2 separate regions of the Homo sapiens genome follow, and region 2 is linked to region 1. A link is a loop called in an ENCODE intact Hi-C map of the cell type or tissue named here. Cell type or tissue: heart right ventricle. All regions are shown on one strand.

Region 1 (8,000 bases):
ACTCACAAGGTCATAGGAAAAATCTTCAGGGGCTGAAACACAAGAGGAAGGAGGGGAAACCAGGTGGTAAGCACTTGTCTCATCAGCGTAAGTGACAAGGTGGTCTTTTCAAGGAATGGTGCTGGAACAACCAGACAGTTGTTTGGGAAAAATTAAATCAATCTTTACTTCATACCACTCACAATAATTAATTCAAAATGGATCATAGACCTGTACTTAAGAGCTAAAATTACAACAATTCTAGAGGAAAACATAAGGAAATATTTGTGATTTTAAAACAAAGATTTCCTAGGACAGTAAGAAAAAAAGAAAAGAAAAATAAAATGGACTGGACTTCACCTTAAAAACTTCTCTTCCAAAAACACTTTAAGAAAATATAACGGTGTACCACAAACTGGGAGAAAAATACAAATTTCTGGAATAAAGACCTCTTACGACTCAGGAAGAAAACCCTGTATTTTTTTTAAAGGACTAAATATTTGAACATACATTTTGCAAAAGTAGATATATAGATGGTTAAAAAAAAATGACAAGATGTCCAATGTCATCAGTCTTTAAGGAAATGCAAATTAAAACCACAAATGAGATACTACTAGAAACCTATTAGAATGGCTAAAAAAATTTTTTTTGAACTGAAAATGCCAAGTACTGGAAAGTATGTGCAGCAGCTAGAACTCCCATACATTGCTGGTGGGAGTGCAAAATGGTAAAAGTACTTTGGAAGAGCATTTGATGGTTTCTTATTAGTCACACTTCTTATAAGAGCAGTGCGAAGGCCCAGGGTGAGGAGCAGGTGGCAGACCCATTCTGTGAGGAGTGGTTGGAGGGCTTGGGCTGGCTCAGCCTGCACCCAAAGCCTGAGAGAGGCTCAGTCACTGTCCCTCACCTCTGCATGTCTGTCCCAAGGCCTGAAACTGGGAAAGTGAAATCACAGGCAGGTTTCAGCAATCTTCTGTTGAAATAAGATGGGATTTTTAGGCTGAATCCCAAAAACCATAGTCAGAAATTTCCCCAAGAACCCCTAGGTCCAAAGATGAATAGGGCCAGAGCTAGAACCAGCAGGATGTCTGTTCTGCAAGATATAAACACCCACCAAAGGCAGCCTGGTTTTCACCCACCTGGCAAGCCGACATGAACTGCTGGCTCCTTCCCTGCCCCAGAGAAACTGTGAAGCAAGTGTGGACACCAGGAACTAAACCCTTTAAGAAAAACCTGGAAGACTAAATGTGTCTAAAACTGGTTTGGTTGCAGGGGAAAATGTGGGTGGCTGCAGCCTGAGGAGGACAGGAGATGGGTGCAGTGGAAGAGAGCTGTATGAAATCTTCCCCAGCTCTGCCCTGCCTTTCCTCAGCAGAGCCTTGGGGCGGTCTTTACCTGCCTCTTTACTGCAGCAACAGCAGCAGCCCAGGCCACTGGTGCAGATGCAGGGGTTAATACTGAAGGACAGCAAAGGCTTTGCCATTAAGGTGTTGACGAAAGCAGATGATAACTCCCAGGTGCCTTTGACCATTTAAAAGCTCCATCTTGGCCAGATGTGGTGGCTCACGCCTGTAATCCCAGTACTTTGGGAGGCCTAGGCAGGTGATTCACCTGAGGTCAGGAGTTCAAGACCAGCCTGGCCAACATGCTAAAACCCTGACTCAACTAAAAATACAAAAAACTTAGCCAGGTGTGGTGGCGGGCGCCTGTAATCCCAGCTACTCAGGAGGCTGAGGCGGGAGAATCGCTTGAACCTGGGAGGCGGAGGTTGCAGTGAGCCAAGATCGCGCCACTACACTCCAGCCTGGGCAACAAGAGTGAAACTCCATCTCAATAAATAAATAAATAAATGCTCCATCTTTTCCCCTCCAAACTACTGATTACAAGGCCGTGAGAGGCCCCCTCTGATGGTGGGTGCTGCTTCCCCCAGGGATTTTTAAGGTCATACTCTAGCCAGGGAATTTGCCTAGTGGAGTGACAATAAATCTGAGTGAGGAACAAAGGTTTTGGGGTAAAGGGGCTCATTCGTTTACCAGCTCTGACATAGATTGGGGCTTGGCTTGTCATTCTTCCCCAAAACACATAAGCAGAGCAGCTGATGAGGAACATCATACATATAAGACAAAAGCTGAAGAGCCAGTTAATAGATTAGAAGACTATACTATAGAACTCTCCCAGAATCAGGAAAGGTTAACTATGTATAAAATATAAAAACAAGCCTGGGAAACAGAGTGAGACCCTGTCTCTACAAAAAATTTAAAAATTAGCCAGGTGTGGTGGTGTGCCTGTGGTCCCAGCTACTCGGGAGGCTGAGGTGGGAGGATTGCTTAAGCCTGGGAGGTCAAGGCTGCAGTGAGCTGTAATCACACCAATGCACTCTGGCCTGGGTAACAGAGCAAAACCCACAGCTCAGATATATATAACACTGAAAGATGTGGAGAAAAAATAAAGTACCAAAACCCAGATGATAAGGGTCCTGGAGGGTAAAAAAAAATAAAAATGTAGAGAAGGAACTATTATTTGAAAAAATAATGGAGATAATATGCCATAATTATGAAAAATGAAAGACTTCAGGGTAAAATTAATCAGAGTGCCAAACAGAAGAGTTAAGGAAAAACCTACACATGGACATATTACAGTGAAATCTGAGAAAAAAAAATCTCTAAAAGATACCAGAGAGAAGCAGACCACCTACAAAGAAACAAGGGTCAAGCTGACATCAGATTTTTCATAGCAATGCTAGAAGTGAGAAGAATGTAATATCTTTAAAGAGTTATAGGCAAAGTACTCTAAACTGTAGGGGTAGGAGTAGAGATACTAAAGAGACATAGCAGTGTGAAAAAGTATTTAGCTTGTTTAGGGGAAAAGTAGACACTGATAAGCATAAGCATCAATAGGAATAAGCAGGTATAAAATTGGTCTTAATGGCACCCACCATAAGACCAAAATAGAATGTATAACTTTTTGACTGCTCGGGAATACTCTGTTTGTCCAAGGGAAACAAGTGAAGAGGAAAAAAAAAAAAAGTAAAAAAGTAATACCAAAAACAAGTCTCAATATAAGGTTAGTATAATAAATGTAAATGGGTTAAACTTGCCAATCAAAAAATAGAGACTTTCATATACAAAAACTTGTACATGAATGTTCACTGAAGCATTATTCACAATAGCCATAAAGGGGAAACAACTCAAATGTCCATCAGTTGATGAATAGATGAATAAATTATGGTATATCCGTAAAGTAGAATGTTACTCAGCAGTAAAAAGAATACAATTTTGATTCATTTTACAACATGGGTGAACCTTGAAAATATTATGCTAAGTCAAAGAAAACAGTCACAAAAGACCACATATTATATGATTCTATTTACATGAAATATACAGAATAGGCAAATTTATAAAATCAGAAACTAGAGTAGTAGTTGCCTAGGACTGGAGGGCAGGAGAAACAGGGAGTGATTTTTAATGGATATAGAATTTCTTTTGGAATTGTGAAAATATTCTAAAATTAGTGGTGATGGTTGCACAACTTTGTAAATATACTAAAAATCACTGAATTTTACATTTTAAATGGGTGAACTGTGTGGTATGTGAATTATATCTCAATAAAGCTGTTAAAATGTTTAAAATGTAGGGATTCTCAGATTAGGTTTAAAAATACAAGATCTGACTCTATGTTGTCTACTTGAGACAGTCAAAATAGAAAGACACATAAATATTGAAGATAAAGGACTAGAAATATATACCAGGCAAATATGAACCTAAAAAGCTAGGATAGCAATCCTAATATCTGACAAAATATAATTTAAACCAAAAATATAGAGGATAGAGAAAGATGTTATATAGGGGTAAGAGAAACAATAGAACAAGAATGAAAATGCACCAGGATGTATGCAGTTTCAAAATACATCAAGAAAAAAAAAAACATAAAACCAACTTAAAATGAATTTTCTTATTTTTTTTTTTAAGAGACGGGGTCTTACTATATCACCCAGGCTGGTCTTGAACTCCCGGGCTTAGGTTATCCTCCCACCTCAGCCTCCTGAGTAGGTAGGACTATAGGCACACACCACTGCATCCAGCTAATGAAGTGAATATTTAAAAATACCATTCCCAGAAATTAATAAAGCAGACAAAAAATAAGCAGAGATATCAAAGTTCTGTATAATGCTATCAGTGAGCTTGACTGCGTGTATGTGAATCTACCTAAAATATAGAGAACCCACATTCTTTTTTGACGCCTGTGGAACTTTGTAAAAGATATACCATATATTAGATCATAAAGGAAGCCTCATTCAATCCAGAGGAATTTACAGATTATATTATCCAAGTAGGATGCAATGAAGTTAGAGACAAATAACAAAAATGTCTTAACACTCTAGGTCTTTGGTTAAAATTGAAATCCTAAAGGAAATTCAGAAATATTTAGAATTGAATGATAATGAAAATGCTACAATGTCAGAATTTGTGGCACACAGCTAAAACAGTATTTGGAAGAAAATGTAGAGCTTTAAGTACATTTATTATTATTACTTGGCTATTTTTTTAGCCAAAAAAGGCTAAAAATAAGAAAGACATGCAGACGTTAATGAAATGGTGAAGATGACCAAACCCTAAAACTAGTCCTTTAAATGAATTAATAAGTGGACCCCCAGAAAGATATATAACAGCTTGGGAAAAAAAGAGAAATAAAGATCTTTTTAAAAATATTATTATGAACAATCAGACAACAATAAATGTGAAAACCTAGATGAAACCTGGGGCAAAGCCTGCCGTGTATTCCCAAATGATTTCCCTTCCTTCTGGGCACACAGCCCTGTTACACTTCCCATTCTCCCATGGATTCATCTGCAGCCAGGTGCCTAAGTTCTGGCTAATGAAATGTGGGTGGCAGTTAAGTTCACCACCTCCAGGCCCAGCCTGTAAAAGCTAACCCCGCAGCGCCCCCATGCTGTCCGCAGGGAAGAATGCTGGATACAGAAGCGCCAGTGGAGGACTCTGAGCTCTTAATGCTCCCACAAGATGGGAGAGTTCTGGCTCTCAGAGCCCTTCCCCAGCCCACGACGGACAATGTCAAGAGCGGGAAATAAACTTCATTGTGTTAAGCCACTGATATTTTTGGGTTTGATTGGTATATCAATTACCTCCCTAATGTAAAATGGATATGTTTCTTAAAAAAACACCAGTATTGTTGCAAAAAGAAATCAAAAACTGGAAAAAACCTGGAATTGTAAATAAATGGAAACGGCAGTCAGTCTTATGCGTGTGCACGTGCACACACGCACATCCCAAAACCCAGGTCCATATGGTTTTACAGGTGAGTTTAAAATAGCTCATGTGGCTCACGCCTGTAATCCCAGCACTTTGGGAGGCCGAGGCAGGTGGATCACTTGAGCTCAGGAGTTCAAGACCAGCCTGGCCAACATGGTGAAACCCTGTCTCTGCAAAATATACAGAAATTAACTGGGCATGGTAGCCTGTAGTCCCAACTACTCCAGAGGCTGAGCAGAGAGGATGGCTTGAGCCTGGGAGGCAGAGGTTGCAGTGAGCTGAGATCACACCACTGCACTCCAGCCTGGAAGACAGAGCCAGACCATGTTTCAAAAAAAAAACAAAAAACTGTTTATGTGTGTGTTTTATAAGCTGTTCCTAAAAATAGCAAATTTTATTTTATAAAGCTCTATGTAAGTTTTGTCAAAGTACAATGTAAATATAGAAAAGTAAACAGTGTTTAAGCTCCATCTGAATGAATTTGTCAAGGTAAACATACCCCTATGATATAGTTTGGATATTTGTCCCTGCCTAAATCTTATGTTGAATTGTAATCCCCAGTGTTGGAGGTGGGGACTGGTGGGAGGTGTTTGGGTCATGGTGGGGGATCCCTCATAGCTTAATCTTGTTCTCAAGACAGTGAGTTCTCGTGAGATCTGGTTTTTGTAAAGCATGGTACCTCCCCACCCACTCTCTCTTGCTCCTGCTTTCACCATGCAAAGTGCCTGGTCCCCCTTCGCCTTCTGCCATGAATAAGAGCTTCCTGAGGCCTCCCCAGAAACTGAGCAGATGCTGGCCCCATGCTTGTACAGCCTGTAGAAACATGAGCCAATTAAACCTCTTTCCTTCATAAATTACCCAGTCTCAGGTATTTCTTTATAGCAGTGCAAGAATAGACGAACACAGCACATGACTAGAATCCAGAGCAAATCATCACCTGCCTCCGCCATAGGTTAGTTTTGCCTGTTTTTACATTTTATTCAAATGGCATCACATACTGTGCACTCTTTTGTGTCTGGGTTCTTTTATATTCATTATGTTTATGAAATCCATCCTTGTTGTATGTGATTGAAGTTCATTCAATCGCATTGGTTTATAGAATTTCACTGTACAGTTATACCACAATATATTTTTCCATTCTACTGTAGATGGGCAATTGGGTGGTTTCTGAGCCTAGTGTACCTCAAAATCAGATAAGGTCAATACAAAGAAGAGAAGATGAAAATCTCATTGCTTATTTCACTGATGAATGTAGGTACAAACATTCTAAATAAAAGATTAGCTAACTGAATCCGATGGTATATTTATTTTTTTAAATAATACATTATGTCAGGTAAGGTTTATCCTAGCAATGCCAAGACAGTTCAATGTCAGAAAATAAATCAATATAATTCGCTATATTAATAGACTAAATAAGAAAAATCAAATTCTATCTCGACTGGTGAATAAAATTTATTAGGTAAAGCCTAGCAAGCTGGAAATAGAAGGTCACTTTCTTAACCTAGTGAAGTTTATATAAGAAAAACCCACAACAAATATTTTTCTTAATGGAGACACTTTATTTTATTATATTATTATTATTTATTTTTTTTTTTGAGATGGAGTTTCACTCTTGTTGCCCAGGCTGGAGTGCAATGGAGCAGTCTTGGCTCACCGCAACCTCTGCCTCCCGGGTTCAAGCAATTCTCCTGCCTCAGCCTCCCAAGTAGTTAGGATTACAGGCGCCTGCCACCATGCCCGACTAATTTTTGTATTTTTAGTAGTGACAAGGTTTCATCATGTTGGCCGGACTGGTCTCGAACTCCTCACCTCAGGTGATCCACCCGCCTCGGCCTCCCAAAGTGCTAGGATTACAGGCATGAGCTGCCGTGCCCAGCAATGGAAACACTTTAAATGTTTTAATCTTCCCTGTAAAAAGACAAGGATACTACTTCAACACCACTGTCCAAAATATATTAGAGCTCTTCAACACTCTACAGAAAGAAATTGAAACAGGTACAAGGATGTAAGAGCAAAAGATAAAATTGTCAGTATTGAAGATAATTTAATCATCTACCTAGAAAAACCAACAGAGTCAATAGACAAACTGTTAGAACTGACATAGATTCAGCAAGATGCCAGATGCAAGTGCAACCTATAAAGCTGGTTTCTCATAGTGAAAAGCAGCAGGCCAGGCTGCAGGCACAGCAACACAAGGTCTCAAAACACACAGATGATGGATAAAAAACAGTGGCATTAGGTGCCAGGAATGGACTGAGGCAGGAAAAAGACAGTGTGCCTGAGAGGATGGGGCCCCTCTGCAGAGGGCCTGGGATGTCCTCCTAGGCCACAAAGATCCAGAATAGATACGTGGCTGCAGGTTGCTGAAACCCCCAACACCCCCACCCAGAACCCTCAAATATTTACCCCTTCAATAAATATTAACAACACCTCTTTCTCCCTGCACTGCCCCCCACTCTGGCCTTGAGGCTATGGGCAAGCAACTTTGGTCTCTGGACTGCCACTTCCTTATCTATAAAATGGGATGATCCCAATAAGCAACTTCCCAGGGATATTGGGTGGGTTAAATATGATAATACAGAGAAAGGATTTAGCTCATGCTTACTAAACATAAGTGAGAATAACTATTAATAAAATGATTAAGGCGCTCCCCCTGCCTTCCGTAATGCCAGCCTGCACTCCAGCAGGGCCCACCCCACTGCGGGCTGCTTCCAGTCTGCAGCTCCCTCAAGGGTTAAGTGGCTTGGCTGC
Region 2 (8,000 bases), 270 kb before region 1:
GGAAGAGAATAAAGTGTGGCCCCTGTTCTTACAGAGCTGGAGATTCATTCGCAAAATATGTCTGAGCACCTACTAGGGGCCACGCGTGGAGCTGGGGTGCCACGCAGTAGAGATGATAGCCAAGTAATTAGCCAGATAGACACAAGGTGTTTAGGCTACCAGGAGACTTGTAGGAGCAGCTGTGGGTACCAGGAGGGAGGGAGGAATCCCTTCTGCCTGAGAAAGACAGGGAAGCTTCCCAGAGGCAGGAGAATTTGAGCTGAGTTTTGAGGGATGAGTAGGGATTTGCCAGGAGAGACCAGGGGAAAGGCATCGAGGCAGAAGGAACCGCCTGATCAAAAGCACCACGATGGGAGGGTGGCCTGGGCCAGATGAGGAACAGCATTTCTCCACAGCCTGCTCTCTGCAGGAGCCTTCTCCAGCGGCTCAGCCACTCGGCACAGCCCAGGGATGGTGCCGGTGGGCTGAGGGCCCTCGCAGGAGGCCATCAGGCCATCTGGGGTAAGTCAGGTGGGCCTGGGTTCAAGTTCTGAGTCTGCTGCTCTTCTGAGAACAGGAGATGACCAAAGTTGGGAAGGGCAAACCAGGCTGCTCTCCACCTCTATACCTTCGTCCCTGCCGTGCCCTCCACCAGTCTGCCCTTCCCTCCGTCTCAGCCTGGCTGAGGTGGCTCTGCTCAGTGCTTCTCTCCCAGGAGGCACCCCTCCTCAGGAGCCCGCCAAGACTCTCCATTCCCCCACCACTTTGGCACAGGCACCCTCGCCCACCCCAGCCAAGACACTGTGACTCCCTCCTCCTTCACGGTGCTCCCACCACAGACCTCGTTGGCGGCTCCCAATCATCCTCCTCCTCCTCCTCTGGAAAGCTCTCGTCAGCTGGGGTTGGGGTATAGCTCGTCCTCCGGGGCTCGGTGGGTGGGGGGCTGCCCCTCAGCCAGCCAGGCCTCCGCTCCTGGGGGGTCGTGCCCCGGGCTGCTGCCTGTGGTGTATAGGACCCTGGTGGTGGAGAGAGGGCCTCTGTGTTCCCTGCGGCCTCACCTTGCCCTCCTGCCTGCCCCATTTCCAGCTGTGCTGAGTGACCCTGGGGAGGTCGTTGCTCCTCTCTGGGCCTGCATCTACACAGCCCTCTGAGGGCCTCTGCCTCTCAGAATCTCCCTGGAGCTCCTGGTCATCCAGAAGTTAATGCCTGGGGCTCTGCGACTCTGTCTCAACTCCATCGGCCTGGGCTTGGCCATCACCCTGCCACGGAAGGAGGCTGAACATGTGGCCCACCCTCCACTTCCTGCCTTTGGGAGCTCTGAAGGTCCAGCCCCAGGGAGTGAGCTGAGAGATGCTGACAGAGAGCTGGAGATGGGGAAGCTGAGGCCCAGGGAGAGCAGGTGTCCGCAGGCAAGAACGGGCTGGCAGCCACCTACGGCCCGTAGAGGCCTCGCCCCCCCTACCCAGTCCTCTGAGTTGGACCATGGGGAGTTCCGGTGGCTCTGGGTCATTGAGGCCAGCTGGCCAGCCACCAGACTCAGACGTCTCCCTGCGGCCACCTCCGGGTCTCAACATGCATTGGCCTGGGAGGGAGCCCGAGGTGTCTGCCCCACATCCGGTCTTGTAGGCTGGGGTGGGAGGGGGCTTTTGGCCTCCCTATTTTCAACTGGATGGAATGAACATTGTTGAGCACCTACTGTGTGCCAGACATTGGGCTAGGAAGGAAGGCTACAGTAGAAGAAAGACCAACTTTGTCCGTAACTTCACAGTGGGGAAAGCTTAGCAGCCAGCATGGGACCCATGGTTCTAAATCAAAAGATATGGCTGCAGTCCATGCTTCCAGGAGCAAGGGGCCCTAAGAGTGGCTTACGGAGCCAAATCAGGTCTTCCTTCAGGAAGGGCCCCTAAAGGATGCCAGGAGAGGAGCGCAGGAGGGAGGAACAGGCACAAGAACAGTCCTGCACAGGCCCAGCAGCAGGGGCGGCCTAGAGAGAGCGTGCCACTTGTCCAAGGGCCCCAAGGTATTACCTGGGCCCCCAAAGCCACCCTCGGTGGCCGAGCTGTCCCAAGACTCCACAGCACTGTCCACACTGGGCACAGCCGGCGAGAAGCGGGCTGCTGGCAGGCCTCCTTTCAGGGCATCTGCTGGGTCCTCATCAGCATCACTGGTCTCACTGAGGCTGCCCGACTTGCGGGGTAGGAGGGGACCTGGGAGGAGAGAGGGGTGTCAATTCTGACTTCAGAGACACTCACAGTGAGCCTCAGTTTCTGCATTTCAGCCTGGTCTGGAAACTCACAGGCAGTAAGCCCTTCTGAGCTGACATATGACCATGGCACACTAATAAGCAAACCTGTTTCACAGATGGGAAAACTGAGGCTCGGGGAAGCTGAGCAGCATGCCCGAGATCACACAGTGAGCACCAGTGGAGCCAGGATTAGCTCAGGCCCCTTCCACTGCCTATGGTGGCCTTTCTACCAAGGCACGGGGACGTATTCAGGGGCAGCTGAGGAATGCATGAGTTATGGCCATGAAGCATACACACGTGAGCACCTTAAGAGGCAGGAAGTAATGAAGAACAGGGCTCAGACCCAGATTCTGCCCCGTGCCCACTGTGTGGCCCTGGGCTCATCACTTCCCTCTCTGAGTCTTATCTTCTTTGCCATCGCAGGCCCGCCTCCACAGGGCTGCAGTGAGGACTCTGTGAGGGTGTGCAGGCAAAGCCTGGCACAGAGGGATTGCCCTTCCTAAACCTGCTGGGTGGCTCCCAGGGGATGAAGCGAATCTCACGGTCTAGTTGCTTCTTGATCTTCAGTGTGACGGTCTCTCCAGCCACCTGCAGGAGGTGGATGGCCTCGCTCAGCGGCCGGCCCTTGAGGCTAACGTTGTTGATGGCCAGAATGCGGTCCCCCACGTGGATGGCACCAGTCCTGAGGAGTGGATGCAGGGCAGAGAATGGGAGTTAGACACTCAGGGCCTCAGAGTGGCAGTCTGCCCTCAGGGAATCCAGGAGAGCCACAAAGCAGAAGTCTGGCTGACCCCAGTTAAACCCAGCTGCCAAAAACAAAACAAAAGCACGCAAGTATGATCTTGGATCACATTAATAGAGACATAAAGTCTAGAACCTGGGAGGGGATTGTCCCACCTGACTGCAAAATTAGGTTCTGGAACCAGTGTCCAACACAGGTTTTGAGAATCCCACATACTAGCTGCCAAATACTTGCTATGTGATCTTGGGCCAGTTTCTTAAACCCTTGAGTTTCAGTTTCTTCATCTGTAAAATGGGGGTGATAATACTAATTTAATTATCAAATCATAACTGAGGCGTGAATGAACGGAATGGATTCCTACTTCCCTCCAGCAGACACCCTTGGTAGCCATTGCCCCTTCCTGGGCCTCAGTTTTCCCACCTGGAGAATGGGCATAATCACCAGCGCCCAGCAGACCTCACAGTAGGGCGTGAAGGGCTGGTGATGCCAGGCGGCAGCACTGCTGTGGCCCAGTGGTTTTCTACCTGGACACCCATTACAATGACCTGAGGAGCTTTTTGAAAATGCAGGTGCCTGGGCCCCACATCTGACCAATTAAATAGTACCTGTGGGGATGGGGCAGGAAGGTGATTCTGAGGAGCAGCCAGGGCTGAGCAGGGGAGAAGCTGTAGCAGGTGCTTAGAGTGACCTGAGCCAGGTGGAGGAAAAGGAGGCAGAGGACTAGGGTCAGGGGTCTTTAACCTCTGGGGCTGTAGATGTCACCCCATATGGGAGCTCCTGGAGAGTCATGCTTGGGCATTGCCCTGCACTTCCCCAGGGATGAGGATAGTGAGCGAGTCAGGGAATGGTGGGCTCCGGGAGGGGACCAGAGCTGTAGTGTCCAATATGGCAGCCACCAGCCACAGGTGGCTGCTGAGCCCCTCAAATGTGACTGCCCAAATTGAGATGTGCTAAAAGCAGAAAACTCACACCAGATACGGAAGGTGTAACATGAAAAAGAATATAAGACATGTTCTTAATGGTTTTTATTTGATTACATGTTGAACTAAATATATATTTAAGATGAATTTCATCTTTTTGCTTTGCAGATGTGGCTACTAGAAAGTGTCTGATTAAATTTGTGGCTCAAATTATATTTCAGTTGGACAGCACTGAGCTACATCAGCCCGGCGAAGGCAGGAGGGTTGTCTGTACAGCCCCAGCAACCAGGACAGAGGGGCCAGGCACACAGCAGGTGCCCAGTACATGCTCGAATTGATGAAGACATTGGGGTCAGAAGGGTTCCACACCGACCTCTGCAGTCTGCCAGGTGTCCAGCAGGGGGCGCTCCAGGAGCAGGGTCCACGTCCCGGAATCCCTCCCATCCTCTCCCCACCCGCCCAGCCACCGCCCCTCCTGCGCGGTGCCCTCCTCCGGGACGCGTCCTGCCCCTGCAGCCCCCACCAGGCTCTCCTTTTACCGCCCGCTCGTTGCTGTGCTGGGAGCTCACCGCTTCCTTGCCTGCCGGATTCATCCCTGCCCAGCTCGGGGGAGAAGGCTCGGTCTCACCCACACTGGGGGTCGGGTTCCATCTCTGACCTCCACCTCACCCTGGGACAGGGCTCCATTCTTACAGCTCCCTCAGCTGCCACAGTTTCAGAGTCTAGGGGCAGCAGGGACAGTCCCCCAATGCCTCAGGAAAGCCCTAGGCAGTGCTGGGACCAGGGTACTGGGGCACTGCCCCATCCTATTCCGCACACAGCAGGCGCTCCAAATAGCCTTGCAGGGCTGACCTTCCAGACACAGGTAGGAGCAGGAAGATGCACACACCTTGGCCCAGTGCTTACCTGGAGCCAGGAGGTCTGCTGGGGTGTGGGCCTCTGCCCTGGCAGGCAGGGGCTGACACTCATTTTACAAATGCAGACCTGAGTCTCAGAGAGGGGAAGTGACTGGCCCAATGTCACCCACAGTGTCAATGTTGGAACAGAGGTCAGAATCTTGCTTGGCTTTGCCATAGCCCCAGCTCTTGCTTCCTGTGTTCCCTGAGCCCACCATGCGTCCCCACAGAGCCCCAGTTCACCTCTCAGCCAGGCCACGCTTGGTGAGGCCTGAGATGACAATGGGGTCAAAAGGTTCCTCCGTGCCCGAAATGGTGATGCCCAGGGGACCCCCGTAGCGCTTCAGCTCCACTGTGTAACTGACGGCACCTGTGGTCTCCAGCTCATCTGCAAGCACGGGGACCCATGAGGAGGAGGCCCCCGAGGGGGTACCCAGCTTCCTAAAGCCTTGGCCTCACTCACTCACTCATACTTATTTATTAATTCATTCACCCAGTCACTCACGCTCTGATTTCATGTAGCACAACCTGGGGACCCTGAGGCCATCTTCTGCCCAAATACCAGTAAAGAAAAGAAACATCACACCTCACCCACAATAATGACAACATTGATGACAAGAAACAGTGGCCTCTTTTCCTCCAGCAGCCAGCAGGAAGCAAAGGGAACCCCGATCATCCGTTGTTTTTTTTTTTTTTTTTTTTTTGAGACAGAGTCTTGCTCTGCTGCCCAGGCTGGAGTGCAATGGCACGATCTCAGTTCACTGCCATACCTCTGCTTCCAGGGTTCAAGTGATCCTCCCACCTCAGCCTCCCAAGTATCTGGGACTACAGGCATGCACCACCAGACCCAGCTAATTTTTGTATTTTTTGTAGAGATGGGGTTTCGCCATGTTGCCCAGGCTGGTCTCGAACTCCTGGGCTTAAGTGCTCCACCCACCTTGGCCTCCCAAAGTGAGGGGTGTACAGGTATGAGCCATTGCACCTGGCCCAACTTTTCTTAAAAGAAAAGAAAAGAAAAGAAAAGAAATCTACCTCCCACAGTAACCTTCTTTCACAGAGTCGGAGTTGGTGATTTGGAGGCTGCCCCTTTGAATCAGGGATTCACTTTCCAGTTGGCGCAGTCCTCACCCGTCCCTTTTGCCTCTCCAATCCATACAGCTTTTCTCACTCATTTATATCACTATCTGGCGTCAGTGGGGCCTGAGTCTGCAGTCTTTGCTTATCCACTCATAGCCTGCCACTCAAAAGGGCAGCCTCGCTCTTCCCCTGCCCTACCCACTCATCTCTCCACCAGCTGCACCAGCTGCACCCAGTAGGTCTCCTCTGCCAGGCTTGGTGCTAGATGTGGAGACTACGGGAGAGTCTCAAACTCCTGTCCACCTCACAGAGGCTCTGGAGGGCCCCAGACGCCGGGGACAGTGAGAAATCTGTGGTGTTGCCCCCTCCTTCATTTGTTCATTCCAGCCAGCCTTCAGCAGCGCCCACCACCCTCCCTTCCTCGGCTGGAGGGAGCCCTGAATTGCAAGCTGGGAACCCGCTAGTCAAAGGGTGGGCCTCTGGAGGTAGGAGGCCAGCATGAGGGCCATACCAGAGTTGTCCTCGTCCTTCCGGATCTTCAGCTTCACCAGGTCCTCGCACTGCCGCAGGATTTGCACGGCGTCCTCCATGGGGCAGTTGTCCAGGCGGATATTGTCAATGGCCAGTAGCTTGTCGCCTGGCTCCAGGGTGCCCGTCCTGCATGAGTCGGGGGCAGAGGGGATGGAAGGAGCCTGGTGCATGCAGGTGCCATACTCACTGCTGTTGGCCACTTCCCTTCCTGTGCCCCAGTGCCCCTACCTGTGTGCCACGCTGCCTTTCTTGATGTCGGAGATGATCAAGGGCTCCCCTCGTTTCCTGCTGGCCGCTGGAGAAAAAGAGGCCATGAATCTGACCTTGGTGGCCTCAGCCTGGGGTGGGGTGGCGAAGCCCAGGGGTCTGAGTGTGGACTCGGAGCCACTGGTCCTACTCACATCCTGGTCCCACTGCTTCCTGGCTGGGTGACCGTGAGCAAATCAGCTCACCTCCCTGTGCATCAGTTTCCCCCCTGTAAAATGGGGGTGGCACCGCAGACCTCATGGGGATGTGGTGAGAGTAAACCAGATAACACAGGCACAAGATCCAGCATGGCCCTTCCAATGCCAGCTCTTCTTTCCTCCTGCTCAGCCCATCCCCCAGCAAACTGCGAGCTCTTTGTGGAGGGGGGCTGTCTGCTTGGTGTCTGTGTCCCCAGCACCGGGCTCAGGGCCAGCACCCAGGCTCTATTGTGTGCTTGGGGGTGGGAGACACAGAAGTGAACAAAACAGACAGCAATCTCTCCCTGCCCTCCTGGAGCTGGCACTCCAGTGGTGGTCACAATCAACAACATTTAAACACCGATGAAGTGAGCTGTGGAGAAACCTGAGAAACGGGCTTGTGTCGAGGGCGGTAAATGTTCAGTCAGGTGGTCGGGGAAGGCCTTGTCAAGTGACATTTGGGCAAAGCCATGAAGGAGGTAGGGAAGAGGCCAGAGGAACGGTCTCAGATGCAAAGGCCCAGAGGCAGGAAGGGGCAGGCATGGCAGGGAGCAGCCAGGCTGACTGCGGCTGGAGGGCTTGAGTTGGGGAGAGTCGGGAGATGAGGTCAGAGGTCATGGGGTCCAGAGCACAGAGGGCCTCACTGGGGCCCGAGGCCCTCAGCTTTTACTCAGAATAAGATGGGAGCCACGGGAGTGCTTTCACCTTTCCCATGCTCACCCATTCTACGTTTTTCTTCTGCATTCCTCATTTTCATTCCTTTGACAAACATGAATTAAGCACCTACTGTGTTCCAGGCCTTTGCTGGGCTCTGAGAACACAGAAGCAGGCAGAAAACCAAACCCAGCCTAAATATTTGTCACCTTCCAATGCTCTCTCACCATGGGCACCTCACAAGCCCCCTGGGAGACCCACGAGGCCAGGGGACTGCCATGGTGCAGAACGGGAAGCTGAAGCTTTGGGAAGCTGGGGTCTCGCTGAGAACACGCAGCTGGGTCCACGGAAGCCAGCCTCCCCACACCCCCAAGCCTTTTCCTCGGGCCCCGCAGGGTGTCACGCCATGGAAATGCTGGTCTGAGCTTGGCAAGCTCTTTTTCCCCAGCAGTTGAGCTCGCTCCCAGGGGCAAACAGCAGCGGGAGGAGACTCACAGCTGATGGTGATGCCCA

Evidence for each region. A loop is a pair of places that touch in the nucleus more often than their neighbours do. Peaks named below come from ENCODE experiments on the same cell type or tissue, not always from the same donor. Only the 100,000 strongest peaks of a DNase experiment are listed, where the experiment ranks them.
Region 2: a loop joins it to region 1, with 4 times the contacts of the local background. A loop is called at or near these places in 16 of 110 quality-filtered maps.

Annotation. Positions count from the first base shown.
Region 1 is chr3:14,776,186-14,784,185 of GRCh38, forward strand. No RefSeq gene overlaps it. Among named protein-coding and RNA genes, the nearest start is that of LINC02011, 31 kb to the right of the region's middle. In heart right ventricle, a CTCF peak has its summit at 4,949; a DNase peak (open chromatin) is centred at 4,916.
Region 2 is chr3:14,504,795-14,512,794 of GRCh38, forward strand. GRIP2 (glutamate receptor interacting protein 2) reads right to left here. Exons shown (of 24, transcript NM_001080423.4): 14 at 7,983-8,000; 15 at 6,619-6,685; 16 at 6,371-6,516; 17 at 5,026-5,170; 18 at 2,767-2,906; 19 at 2,007-2,186; 20 at 821-995. Among named protein-coding and RNA genes, the nearest start is that of GRIP2, 32 kb to the right of the region's middle. RefSeq lists enhancers at 645-1,146, 1,147-1,646, 4,167-4,461 and a silencer at 4,327-4,376. In heart right ventricle, a CTCF peak has its summit at 4,282 (motif pointing right); a DNase peak (open chromatin) is centred at 4,287; H3K27ac peaks cover 1,919 bases.